Regions from separate parts of the Homo sapiens genome. Here all the other regions are linked to region 2. Evidence: chromatin contacts called from ENCODE Hi-C or POLR2A ChIA-PET data. All regions are on one chromosome and are shown on one strand. The core of a region is the stretch at or near the end of the contact, and the rest is flanking DNA. Distances in the headings are between cores, read along the strand shown.

The links. A loop is a pair of places that touch in the nucleus more often than their neighbours do. ChIA-PET counts read pairs that join two places held with the same protein, here RNA polymerase II (POLR2A). Pooled maps may share reads with other maps.
Region 1: a pooled map shows a loop between it and region 2 (4-fold over the local background). The contact joins the promoter of PLEKHG3 here to the promoter of MAX in region 2. A Hi-C loop is called at or near these places in 4 of 50 pooled maps. POLR2A ChIA-PET finds 5 or more read pairs at or near these places in 2 of 52 experiments (activated CD4-positive, alpha-beta T cell and endothelial cell of umbilical vein).
Region 3: a loop to region 2 is called in a pooled map, with 3 times the contacts of the local background. The contact joins the enhancer-like site here to the promoter of MAX in region 2. A Hi-C loop is called at or near these places in 2 of 168 maps with a recorded cell type or tissue (CD4-positive, alpha-beta memory T cell and testis) and 4 of 50 pooled maps. POLR2A ChIA-PET finds 5 or more read pairs at or near these places in 2 of 52 experiments (activated CD4-positive, alpha-beta T cell and activated T-cell).

The regions. Positions count from the first base shown.
Region 1 is chr14:64,702,628-64,706,522 of GRCh38, forward strand. It overlaps PLEKHG3 (pleckstrin homology and RhoGEF domain containing G3), which reads left to right and starts at 1,797. Exons shown (of 17, transcript NM_001308147.2): 1 at 1,797-2,077. RefSeq lists an enhancer at 76-577.
Region 2 is chr14:65,100,612-65,104,548 of GRCh38, forward strand. MAX (MYC associated factor X) reads right to left here and starts at 1,906. Exons shown (of 5, transcript NM_002382.5): 1 at 1,693-1,906; 2 at 935-961. The coding sequence starts at 1,728. RefSeq lists enhancers at 977-1,477, 2,171-2,320 and a silencer at 1,491-1,840.
Region 3 is chr14:64,763,174-64,766,916 of GRCh38, forward strand. It overlaps SPTB (spectrin beta, erythrocytic), which reads right to left. Exons shown (of 36, transcript NM_001355436.2): 32 at 3,553-3,628. Among named protein-coding and RNA genes, the nearest start is that of MIR7855, 21 kb to the right of the region's middle. RefSeq lists an enhancer at 3,194-3,743. Within about 2 kb of position 1,743, at least 13 of the 41 ENCODE cell types and tissues checked have a DNase peak (open chromatin) inside an H3K27ac peak, as active enhancers do; they include testis, where a contact is called at or near this core.

The DNA of each region.
Region 1 (3,895 bases), core at 547-3,046, 400 kb before region 2:
CTAGGCACTTGCCCGACACTGCTTTTGCTGGTTGTGTAATCTTTGCCAAGTTGCTCCTTGCCCCTAAGCCTCAGTGTTCTGTCTGCAAGATGGGGATTAGGATATCTCCTACCTCGCAAGGTGGCTGTGAGGATCCAGGGACACAGTTTGTTAAGAGTGTAGCACAGGCCCTCTGCATGGTAAGCATTCACTAAAGGACAGTTATGACTGCCACTAACACTGTAACGTGTCCTGGCTAAGGAGTGAAGGGTCGCTCACAAGTGGCTAAGTCAGGGGGCTTCTTTGGAAGCTGGAATTTGAAGCGGACCGGAAGGCATTCGTAAGATTCAGGTGATCAGATAAGAAAGCATAAACAAAAAAAGGTGAAAGCCTGAGGTTGGAAGGGGTGACCACAAGTCCTGGAAGGCCAGAAGGGGGACTTGTCACTTCTCCCCTGGCCGGCGGGGTCTAGCGGAGCCCCAACTAAGTTGATCTATTTCCGAGCCCCTCTTCTGCAATCTCTGCTCTCACCTTCACGGTCCGCGAGTCTGGGGCTCTGCAAGCCTCCAACACACCCTCCCTCCCTAAGGAATGTGGGCCCCGCTTTCTGGGCCTGCCAGACCGAGCGCCTACCGCTTCCTCCGCAGGCAGGAGCCGGGACGCTGCCTTCACCCCACCCTCCGCCAGGATCCAGTTTCAAAGTCACCTGAAAGCCATTTCCTTCCGCGCCTGCCCCGCCTCTCCCCTCCCAGTAGATCACCTGGAGCTTGCATTTGCCCAGAGCAGCATTTTGGGGCGGGCGCTTGTTTTGTTTTAAATGATACCTCTAGAAATCGTTTGCTGTACACCTGGATAACAAATATACCCCGTGGTTCTAATATCAGCGTCCTATTCCTCCTCCCAAGGAACTAGTGATAGCGCCTAACCAGTGGGCGTTGTTCCTCTTCCGGAGCCCCACTCTGGGCTTCCCTCCTCCGGGCTTGTTGTTCTTCAGGATCTTTACTGATGAATTATTATGGGTTTTTGGATTTATGCTCTTGCTCAAAATGTATTGAATGTCTCTGTCCCCCATCCTCACCCCTTGCCCCCCAGTTTCCAGGTGTGTACCTTTCCATGCATACACGGTCATATACAGAGACATAAAGACAAACGGTTCTCTTTGTTTTATAAAAACGGGTCCTCTATCATCCAGGTTTCTGTGTTTTATTTTTCCTATTTAACAGTTCCTTGTGGAGTTGCCTTCACGTTGTCTCCTTTATCTCTTTCCCGTCAGCTTCTCAGAGGTCTGCATTTACCACTGTAAAGCGTCACAGGGACCGAGTTATGGTGAGGAATTCAAGACATGCCTTTCTGACTTGGAAAAGCGGACACGGCCGGCTCTGGTAGGATTAGGATCCCCAGATCGATCCCGGCTGGTCACTCACTTGGGAAAGCCCTCAGCCCCCTTCGCAGGGCCCGGTGTTCCCTGTCCATACAAGGGGTACGTTCTGGCAGTCCATGCTGTCTCGGGAGGCGGTGATAGCAGGTCTGTGACACCAGGGTGACCCCACCACGTGCGTCTTGGTATCCTAGAGCATCTAGGCTGCCCGGGGGTGCGCGCTCATCACCCTGCGGGCGTTAATCGTTAACCGCGCCCAGGCCTCGCCGCCGCCGCAGCCTTACCCCGGCTCTGGCTCGCCGCGCCGCGAAGGTTGCCCCGGCCCCCGCAGAGCCGCCAATTGCTGGACTGCAGCCGCGAGCTGGAGTCTCCACCCACAGGAAAAATTCCTGGCCCGCCCCTCCCTCGCTCCCTCGCTCCCTCGCTCCCTCGCTCCCTCGCTCCCTCGCTCCCTCGCTCCCTCCTGCCCTCCCGCTGCAGCTCCGGCTCCGCTCGACTTCCTGCCGGGCGCTGGCAAGCCGCGCGCTGCCTGGGGTCTCCGGGGGCCGCGCTTGCAGCTGGCCGAGTCCGGGCCAGCTGAGGGGCTGGCGGTGGGCGGGAGCGGTCGGCGGCCTCAGCCCCTTCAGAGAGCGACTTTCAAACTCGCGCCCGCGTCGCGGCAGCACCTGGGCAGCCCCGCACGCCGTGCGCGTCCCGAGCCCGCGGGGCAGCTACCGCTCGGTGAGTGTCCCCTGATTCTCCTCTCTCCCCTCTTATCTCCCTGCATTAGGCTGAGCGGCGGTGCCGGCAGTCACGCTGGGGCCCCAGTCCCTTCGCGGCCCCCGTGCCAGCCCCCTGCGGGGTGAGGACCGGGGCGACCGAGGAGGGCCTGGAACTGTGTTGGCTGCTTCCCGGGCCACCCTGCCGCAGAGTGCGCGAGCGCAGGAGGGTCGTATGGGGAGACTTTTTCTGTCTTTTTTTCCCTCCACTCCGGAAACAAAAGGGGCAAATGCGCCGGGCGGCTCCAGAGAGGCTCAGTTTGAAATCCAGGAAGCCCGCGAGGCCGCGCGCGCCCGAGGGCTGGTGTTTGGCTGGAGCTGTGGGCCTGGCGGGTGGACCCTTCTGCGCGAGGACCCGAGCCTCGGCTCCTGCCAGCCCCGGAGGCGCCTGCAGCCTGTTCCGGGTTGGCGCCGCACGGTGCTCGCTGTTGGGAATCTCGGCTACCTGTCCGGCAGGGAGGAGAGTGGGGGCCAGAAGCGGGGAGCGGAAAGCCCGGCCACCAGCTGCCTCGACCTCGTCCACTCCTGAAGTCGGTTTGGTTCTTCGCACCCCTACACCCAGCCCTTTGGTTTGGAAAGCCAGTATAAGGCGTGCAAGCTTAAATTTTTAAGGCGTTAAATAGCTACTTTGACTCTTCGGGGCGCCTTTGGAACACAAAAGGAAGAACGGAGGGGAGAATGGAATGGTTGGAGGCTGGAGAGGTGTGGCTTTTGGGGAGGGTGTTGTTAGAGGCCGCGAAAGAGTTTGATCCTCGAGGTCACTCGCTAATCTGTTGGCATATGTAGGTGCCTGTCCCCTGCTCTGGGGGCCCCAGCAGGAGACCCACACTGCGTTCACCTTACGGGGAACCCTGGAGTGGGGGTTCCCAGAGTCTCCCCAGCCGTGCCTCTGCACGCAGCCCAGTCACATGGCCCTTGCTCAAGAAATAATAAGCAGGGAGGGCAATGACAGTCCGGAGCGGGGGAGGGCCTCCCCGTTGAGCACATCGGCCACCTCGCCTTCAGCAGTGTGGTTTTCCGGGCCATCCTTTGTTGGACAAGGATGGGATCCTGAGTGATTAAACCCCAGCTGTTCCCCAGGAGGAAACTAGGGAGTGAGAACCAAAAGTGTACATTTATCTCTCTGTTATACATCTCTCCCCTGTGGTTCCGGGCTGGCCCCCTGGATGCAATGGCCTCACTTCTCCTTTCGACACCTGCTGTCCTCCACTCCCTTCCTGGAAGATAGGACAACCCATTAGCTCCCTGGGTAACTTGCCCTGGGGATGGGGCAGGAAGTTGGGGGAAGAGGTACCCAGAGGCCAAGTCCTAGCTGCTGAGGGAGTGATTTGTTGAAGAGCTGCTTTGGGGGCTTTTCTACTGCCTTTTATTAGAAGTGGCATGGCAGGGGAAGTGGAAAGAGCACTGGCCTGATAGTCCAGCACGGGTTTATGCCTGAGTTTTAGACCTGGCTCTTCTGCATAGCATGGAAGATTGGTAGAGTTGAAGAGTGCGAGTCACTTGGGCTGGGGGGCCCCTTGGATTAGCCTACTTCATTTACTCGTGAAGGCAGCAGAGCCCAGAGGGGTGAGGTGATTTCAGCCTTAGACCCTATTGGCCAAGTAGAAACCAGAGGTCAGATGTCCTCATTGTCTGATCTGTGTTTTCTCCAACATGATCTGGCCAATTCACTTATCTTTTCTGACTCAGTTTCCACATAAATAAAGTGGGATTACTTGCCTGCTCTTCCTCATAGGAGCTGTGGTGAGGATCAAAGGAAGCCTCATTTGTGGAAAGTGCT
Region 2 (3,937 bases), core at 656-3,155:
CCTCATGGGCATTTGAACTTTTTACCCCCATTCTATACATTTCTTACTGCTCCCAACTATCAAATATTAGACACTCTGATATACTTATTTCTCTTCCCCTCGCTGATTCTGATTTATTCTGTGTGTATTCTTTTTTCCCTCAAATCTATTCATGAAACATCCATATTACTGTCTCAGACTCCAAAGACATGGAATTAGTGCTTATCTAAATCCACAGAACCATCTACTGAGAACATTAATATCAAAACCCTAAGAAATTATTGATAACACTCTATGGTCTCATCCATCACCTTTCAGCAAAGCTGTCTCTGCAATGCCACTTTTCTTCAGCTATTTTTTAATTTTCTTTATACCTTTTCTTCAAATACAGAGAATCAGACCATAATAACTTTATGTGACACTTTGATGATGTAACGTTTGGCTCCTCTACATTTCCAATTTTTGCATTAGAATACCATGTTGTGCTAGATTCTACGGGTCTATAGCAGTCACATGACTTGGTTAAAGGCGATTACCGCATGTGGCTTCAGCTTCACACAATTATACAGATATGGTTTAAAACCTACTTGTTCCTAAATAAATCTTCTGACCACTTTGCCCTGAAATAATACTACCAGACCAGAATGCTGCATTTCTCATTTCCACTTACATAGTGGCATCTGGATCCCCTATCTGAAAACTACAGAACAATTCAATTCTTTGCATACAGCTCCTCTTACTCACCTAGAATCACTGAACTTATCACCTGAGAATCTAGAATAATGGGATTTGCAACCCCCCCACCCTCCAGAACCAGGCCCCACCTCACCTTAGTGGTTAACATTAGAGTTTACTACAATATTAAAAGTAATAGTACGATCTCTTTTTCTCTCTGACCCCAAAAAGGAATAGAACTGAACGGAAATAAAAATGAAATGGAGAGTAGGAGACGTACCGCAGATTGAAACCTCGGTTGCTCTTCCTGGAATAAGAGAGAAAAAAAAAAATAGAAAATATAGAAGTTATTTTTACACTTAACATTCAATAATAAGAAAGAAAATGCCGGCGGCAGAGGAAGCGGAGGGTGGGGAGTCAGCCCGACACCCCTTCCTCCCTCCCCACCCCTTGCCCCCACCCTTCCACCCTCGGCGGGATCCGGTAGCAGGGTAGAGGGGTCCCGAGCGCCGCCCCTCCTTCCGGGATCCGACCTGGGCCAGAGGGGTCCCGAGCACTGTCTCCTCCCTGCAGACCCAGCTCGGGCATCTAGGCACCCCCAACCCCTCTCCGCCCTTCCCCGGCCCCCAGGATCCGCGGGTCACGGGAGGAGAGGATCGCAGTCCGAAGGGGCAGGTCCTGAACGCCGTCCCCTTCCCCTGGATCCGGACAATGGGATCCCGGGCGCCCCCCATCCTTGTCCCCCGGATCCTGAGCCGGGGAAGGTGGGAGCGGGAGGCCGCAGCACCCTCCCGCAAGGGAGGAGGTGGGGGTCCCAGAAGCCGCGTGTCTTCCCCCAACCTCCAGTCCCAGGAGGCCGCTCCGGCCAGGAGCCGGAGGGGAGCGAACCGGGAACGCGACGGAGGCACTCCTGGCCCCGAGGGGAAGGGGAAGGAGGCGGCGGCAGCCCGGCCCCCTCCCGCCGTCGCCCCGCTAAGAGCCCCGGCCGCTGTCCCCGCCTGACAACCCGCACGGGAAGGAAGAAGCCCCAGGACTCACGTCGCTCTCCACCTCGATGTCATCGTTATCGCTCATTTCCTACGGCCCAGGGAGCGGCCACTGCAGCGGCGGCGGGGAGGGGAAGGGGTGAAGGGGAGGGGGAAGTCACCGACAACAACAAGCCGAGTCCCCCCCACACACACACTCACTCACTCACTCACTCGCTCTCTCACTCACACACACACACAACACGGGCAAGAACCACCTCCTCACTGCAGCACCGGATCAACGGCGGCACGCACGCCCGGTCGGCCCCCGCCACGTGACCAGGCTCGCAGCGCTGGGGCAGCCGAGACTTGTAGTTCTTGTCCCTCTAACAGACGGCCCGGGTAGCTCCAGAAAAACTACAAATCCCGGAAGAAACCGCATCCAGGCGACGCCAGCCCGGCTTGTTGACGGAGCCCAAGGCGCCTGCGCGTCCCGGGGAGGGGGGGGGGGGCGGGGGGGGGCGGGGAGAGCCGCGGCGCGGCGCCTCCTGGGAGTCGTAGTCCGCAGACCGCGAGTTGTCAGGAGATTTTCCTCCCGAGGCGGCAGAGGAGGCTGCTGGGAAGACAGGACACGTGGAGGGAGCTGGAACTCCTGGAGCCGGGCACCGTCTGCGCGCTGGACGCCGGGCCCAGGGGACTGGGTGGAGTCTCTGGGGGAGTAGCCGGCTGTCTAAATAATGCTGCCTCTCTTTGGTGTGACTGGTTATACTTTGTCTTCTTCATACGGAGTGGTTCCGTTTTGCGCCTAGGGGCGTAACCCGCCCGGGAGGGAATCTGGCTGCGGCGGACCAGGGGGCGCGGCTCGGGATGCCTGCGCGAACCCTCGGGGGCTGGTGGGGAGGTGTCAGTGGCAGGTGTTTCGTGGTGCTACCGGACAGGCAGAATGACCGACCTCGCCGGGCGACCGCTCCCAGCCGCGAGAATCCTGTATTCGTTTATCTGGGAGTGACCATCCTCGCTACTCAGCTACTCACGTGAGGCTCCAGCGTTCACACAACGCGAACCCTCAACCACTATGGACGTGGAAGTAAAAGCCCCTTCAGAGTTTGTTGTAGCCCAGACAGTTTAGGCAATATCCCAGCTCAGAGTACCATAATTAAGATTGCAAAAAGGATCAATATGGGAAACTTTTGCAGTTCCCTGTCCAGTTAAAATCATATTTATATACTGTGGCATGAAGTGTAATCACATGCATTCCACCGATATTTATTGAACACCTAACTTGCCACAAGGGGATGCCATAACGGATAAGACCAAAACCATCCCTGCCTTCATGCAGCTCACAGCTGTGCAAGCAAGCGTGCCGGTCCTGCCGCCATTGTAAGAGTGTGCAACAAGTCCCATGGGAAGGAAGAAAACCATAACAGACACTTTCCACCCTGAGACAAAGTACCCATACTACTCCTTTACATCTGGTCTCCAAAGTGAATGACATCTTGAGCTTTTCCCATGAGTTACTGATTCCCGGATGAATACCATATTATCCCTGACTTTTGAATGTGGAAATTTGGGGATATGTCACACACAATTCTTGTGACACACATTCCTCAACGTGAGCATGTCATCTATGCTGAAAAGACAAATGTAAATGTGGTAATTTTTCCTTTACATTTTTTCCTTTAATATCTATTGTATTTCTTTCTCTCTCTCTTTTTTTTTTTTTTTTTTTTTGAGACGGAGTCTTACTTTGTCGCCCAGGCTAGAGTGCAGTGGCGCAATCTTGGCTCACTGCAACCTCCCTCTCCCGGATTCAAGCGATTCTCCTGCCTCAGCCTCCCGAGTAGCTGGGGCAGGCGCCCGCCACCGCGCCCAGCTAATCTTTGTATTTTTAGTAGAGACAGGGTTTCACCAACTTGGCCAGGCTGGTCTCGAAACTCCTGACCTCGTGATACACCCGCCTCGGCCTCCCAAAGTGCTCACGTGCTCACGCCTATAGCGTGAGCCACCGCTCGCGGTCTAATATCTGTTGTATTTCTTATTCAGTGATCCAGTCCTACTAAGTCTGCACATCTTTGCAAGTGAACTTACCTTTTCTACATGCTTTTGTCTCATAGTGTTCCTTTCCTGCTGAGTTGGGGAGACAGATATAAGCAGACCATTATGTGATAAGAGCTGATGGGCTATTGGGGAGACAGACGGCCACTTTTGAGTGAGTTAATTAACTGGATACTAGAAGTTAAAGCTAATTGATGATTACAACAGACAGTTCTTGGGTGCCTGCTATGAACAGAGCACTCTAGGGCAACCCCGGCTACAAG
Region 3 (3,743 bases), core at 493-2,992, 340 kb before region 2:
GAGGCACCCAGAGCCTGGGAGGTGGGGGATGCTCAGCAGGACCCCCAAGTGCTTCCCAGGGCCACAGCCCCAGGTGAAGGGGAGATGCTTAGTCTGGAGCAGGTCTGCCTGCCCACTGCCGAGGGCTCCCTCGCAGACCTGGGCCTCCTTCAGGGCACTGTCCTTACCGTAGCAGAGGTGCAGCCCCACCTCTAGTCCCCCACAGGGACGAAGGCAAACACCCCAGCCCTTTACTACTTCTTTCCCATCTCCCGTCTCACACCAGTGGGTACCTGAGACCAGCCAGGTACCACAGCACTAAGCACCAGGCAAGAGGAAAGTGGTGAAAACCACCTCTCCCAGCCCCTCCCTGTAATTTGCTAAATTGCTGACATACAGAAATGTTCCAGACTTTCCGTAATTCTCCAGAGAAGGCTTTATAAGAGCGCGGAGACTCAGGGGATTAGGTGGTTTTTATCTCAAATCACGCAGGAAGTTACCAACAGAATTAAGGACTAGAACCCAGATGTCCTGACTTCCCCTCCAGCAGTTTTGTCTTTCGTGAGTGAGGTCTTGTTTCTTCTGCCTGGCCTCCCATGCACTTACCTGTATGAACGGATTGGCCTTTACCAGAACGTGCTCTAATGTAAAAAGGCAAGAGGTGAGGGAAGGCGGTGGGACCGTGCAGTGATGTGCTTGAGAAAGAGGCTGATGTGTGGGATGGCAGCTTCAGTCACCACGTGCACACACACGTGGGGAAGGGGAGGACTGGGGTGGGGTGCCACCCTGTGGTGTGCAGCTGTCCAGACAGGAGCAGGGGTGCCTGGTCCACTCCCATCAGTTCCCCCCAGCAGGAAGCCGACATGCACAGTGAGGGATTGTACATGAAGCAACACCGCATGGATCTATTCTGTAGGGCACCGACACCAGACCACACACAGAGGACCAGCAGGAGAGCCACCATCCCCCAGGACTATCCCCAAGGGGAGGCGCAGCCATTGGCCATCCCTTCCTGGGAGAGGCCTGCGGTTCTGTGAAGGGGTAGTTCCAGGCAGGCTGGAAGGACCAGCCACTGGGCTTGCAAGGAGCCTTCTAGAGCCAGGTTGGGCTTTCCCGACAGGCTCTGTCCTCCTCTTTCTTGCATCGAAGGTGGATGGGGTATTAGGCCCTCCCTCTGAGGTTCGTGGATCCCCATGAGAACTTAACAAAAGGCTCAGAAGGGAGCAGCAGCAGGAAATCTGTGCGTGAGGCCTTGGGTCTGTGTTCGTTTGAGTCACCATCTGGTTTCTTTCCGGTACCGGGCACAAGCCAGTCTTCCCATCTGCTGGAGTGGCTGGCTCTCCGGAAAGGGTCTCAAATGTGGGCTCACTTCTTCCCCCAAAGAGATCATCAGGTCCAAACAGGTTTTATTCCCCCCAACCCAGTGACATTCAGGTGTTGGCTGGAGGCGGCTCTGATGCACAAGTAATTACATTTGCACAGACACAGATGACACAGACAGTGGATGGAGTCGCTCTGGTGCTCACAGAGGAGCCCGCACACCAGGACACCGCCACATGCAGACACACAGGGACGCATGGCAGAAGCAGGCGGGGGCAGGGTGCAGGGCCCTAGCCCGTGTCCGCAGTCTGTGCCGGCCCCCCAGAGTTCGCTCTCCTTCCGGCAGGGGCTGTTGCTGGGAAAAAGGGGCTGGGACACAGTCCACCACAGACAGGGAGGCGACCCCACATGCGATGACGGGAGCTTCGGAGGGAACTTCTGGGAGAGACCCTTCAGCAGGAGCCCAGCAGTGCCCTCTGCTGGGCATGGTGGGCTGGTGCAGCTAGGAAAGGGAGGCCTCTGGCCAGGCTGGAGGCCACAGAGGAGTGTGTGCGTGTGTGTGTGTGTGTGCGCGCGCGCGCGCGGGTGGTGGATGGGGGTGGGTGGGGAGGGCATCTGTCTCTCTCAGAGGGTGAGAAGGGCTGAAAAAGGGAGGCCTCACTATCTGTATATGTTTCTGGGTGTGACTGGTGTACCAGAAACTTCCATGTGGAATGCCAGTCTTCCTAACCTCACCCCCAGGTTCAGGCGGGCTCACGGGACACCTGGAGAGGTGGGCTGCAGGAAGGATCTGTGGCTCCCTTGGCCCCCAGTGCAGCCTGCCACAGCGGGGACATGCAGGGGGAAGCCGTGCAAGCCGTGTGCTGAATTCTTGCTTTCTTCTCGGTCAGCTGCTCCCCAGAGCAGCTCCCTAAGCCTGGGTGACAGCCTCCCAGGCTCCCTGCACAGACCCCATGGAGTCCTAAGGGGCCTGCTCCAGGTAAGGTCCTGAGGCGCATGCCCTAGGCCTCTGGCAGCTGCTGTCTTGGGCTCTCCCTGTCCCTTGAGCCAGGCCTCTGGCTCATCCTCCTTTCCGACAAGTTGGGGGGCTGACCTCTGTTACTCAAAGCCCTGGGATTCTCCTCAATTTTGCAGGCTTCCTTCAAGTCTGTTCTTGCCCCAGAACCAGCTCCATATCCAGACTCACTGACCCACAGGCCTCAGGCCAGATCGGTGGAAAGAGGAGAGGGCTCTGCATAGGGGGAAAGAATCGCCTACAAGGATGGGCACCCCCACTTCACCACTGAAGATGCCTGTGGTGGGGCAGGTGGGATGGGACAGCTGAGTGATTGGGGTGTGTGTGTGTGTGAGTGTGTGTGTGTGTGGGGGTGTGGTGTGTGCACATGTATGTGTGTGTGTGTGTGGAGGTTGCGGTGTGTGCATGTGTGTGTGTGTGGGGGTGTGGTGTGTATGAGTGTGTATGTGTGTGGGTGTGAGTGTGTGGATGTGTGTGTATGGGGTGTGGTGTGTGCATGTGGATGGGTGTGGTGTGTGCATATTTGTGTGTGCATATGTGTGTATGTGGGTGTGTGGGTGTGCGTGAGGTGTGTATGGGGGGTGTGGTCTGTATGAGTATGCGTGTGTGGGTGTGTGTGGATGTGTGTATGGGGATGTGGTGTGGGTGCATGTGGGTGGGTGTGGTGTGTTTGTGTGTATGTGTATGTGTGTGTGTATGTGTATGTGGGTGTGTGGTTGTGCGTGAGGTGTCTGTATATATGGGGGTGTGTGGTGTGTGTGCATGTGGGTGTGTATTTGTGTGTGCATGCATGTGTGTGTGGGCATGTGCCTGTGTGTAGGTGTGGGTGCAGGGGGTGAGTACTGCCTAGAGGAAGGAGTTGGAAAATGGGGAAAAGGACGGTGTACAGAAATGCACTAATCATCTCTGGCTAGTGTTTCCCCTCATGTAAATGGTGATATATTTATACAATAAAATTTATTACATTAGGTAAAACAAAACTAATAACGTCATGTCACTGGGCTGGCCTGTTTCCTCTGCGCTGTGGGGAGGAGTGGAGGAGGCTAGTACTCTCATGAAGAACACCTCAGTGAGGACGTAGCCTGCTCTGCTGGGAGGTGGCTGCAGGGATGTGGGGAGGATGGAGGGCGGGGCTGCGCCAGCTCATCTCGCCTCCACCTGGGCTGAGCCTAGTAGGGGTGAGAGGGCTCTGGCTGCAGTGACTCCCAGGAACTAGACAAACGAGACCAGAGACTGACCGGGGACGTTCTCTCGGTGGCCGCATGGTGGGAAACTGGAGCCTCCCCTGCTGTCTCGCCTTCCTCCTCTTGAGGCCTAAGGAAGACACAGTCTCTCTTTAGAAACAAGCACCCCTCTGAGGCCAGTGCCTCCTGCGAGGCCTGGCTTTTCACCTGCGCCCACAGGGAGGAGCACCAAATAGCTCCCCCTC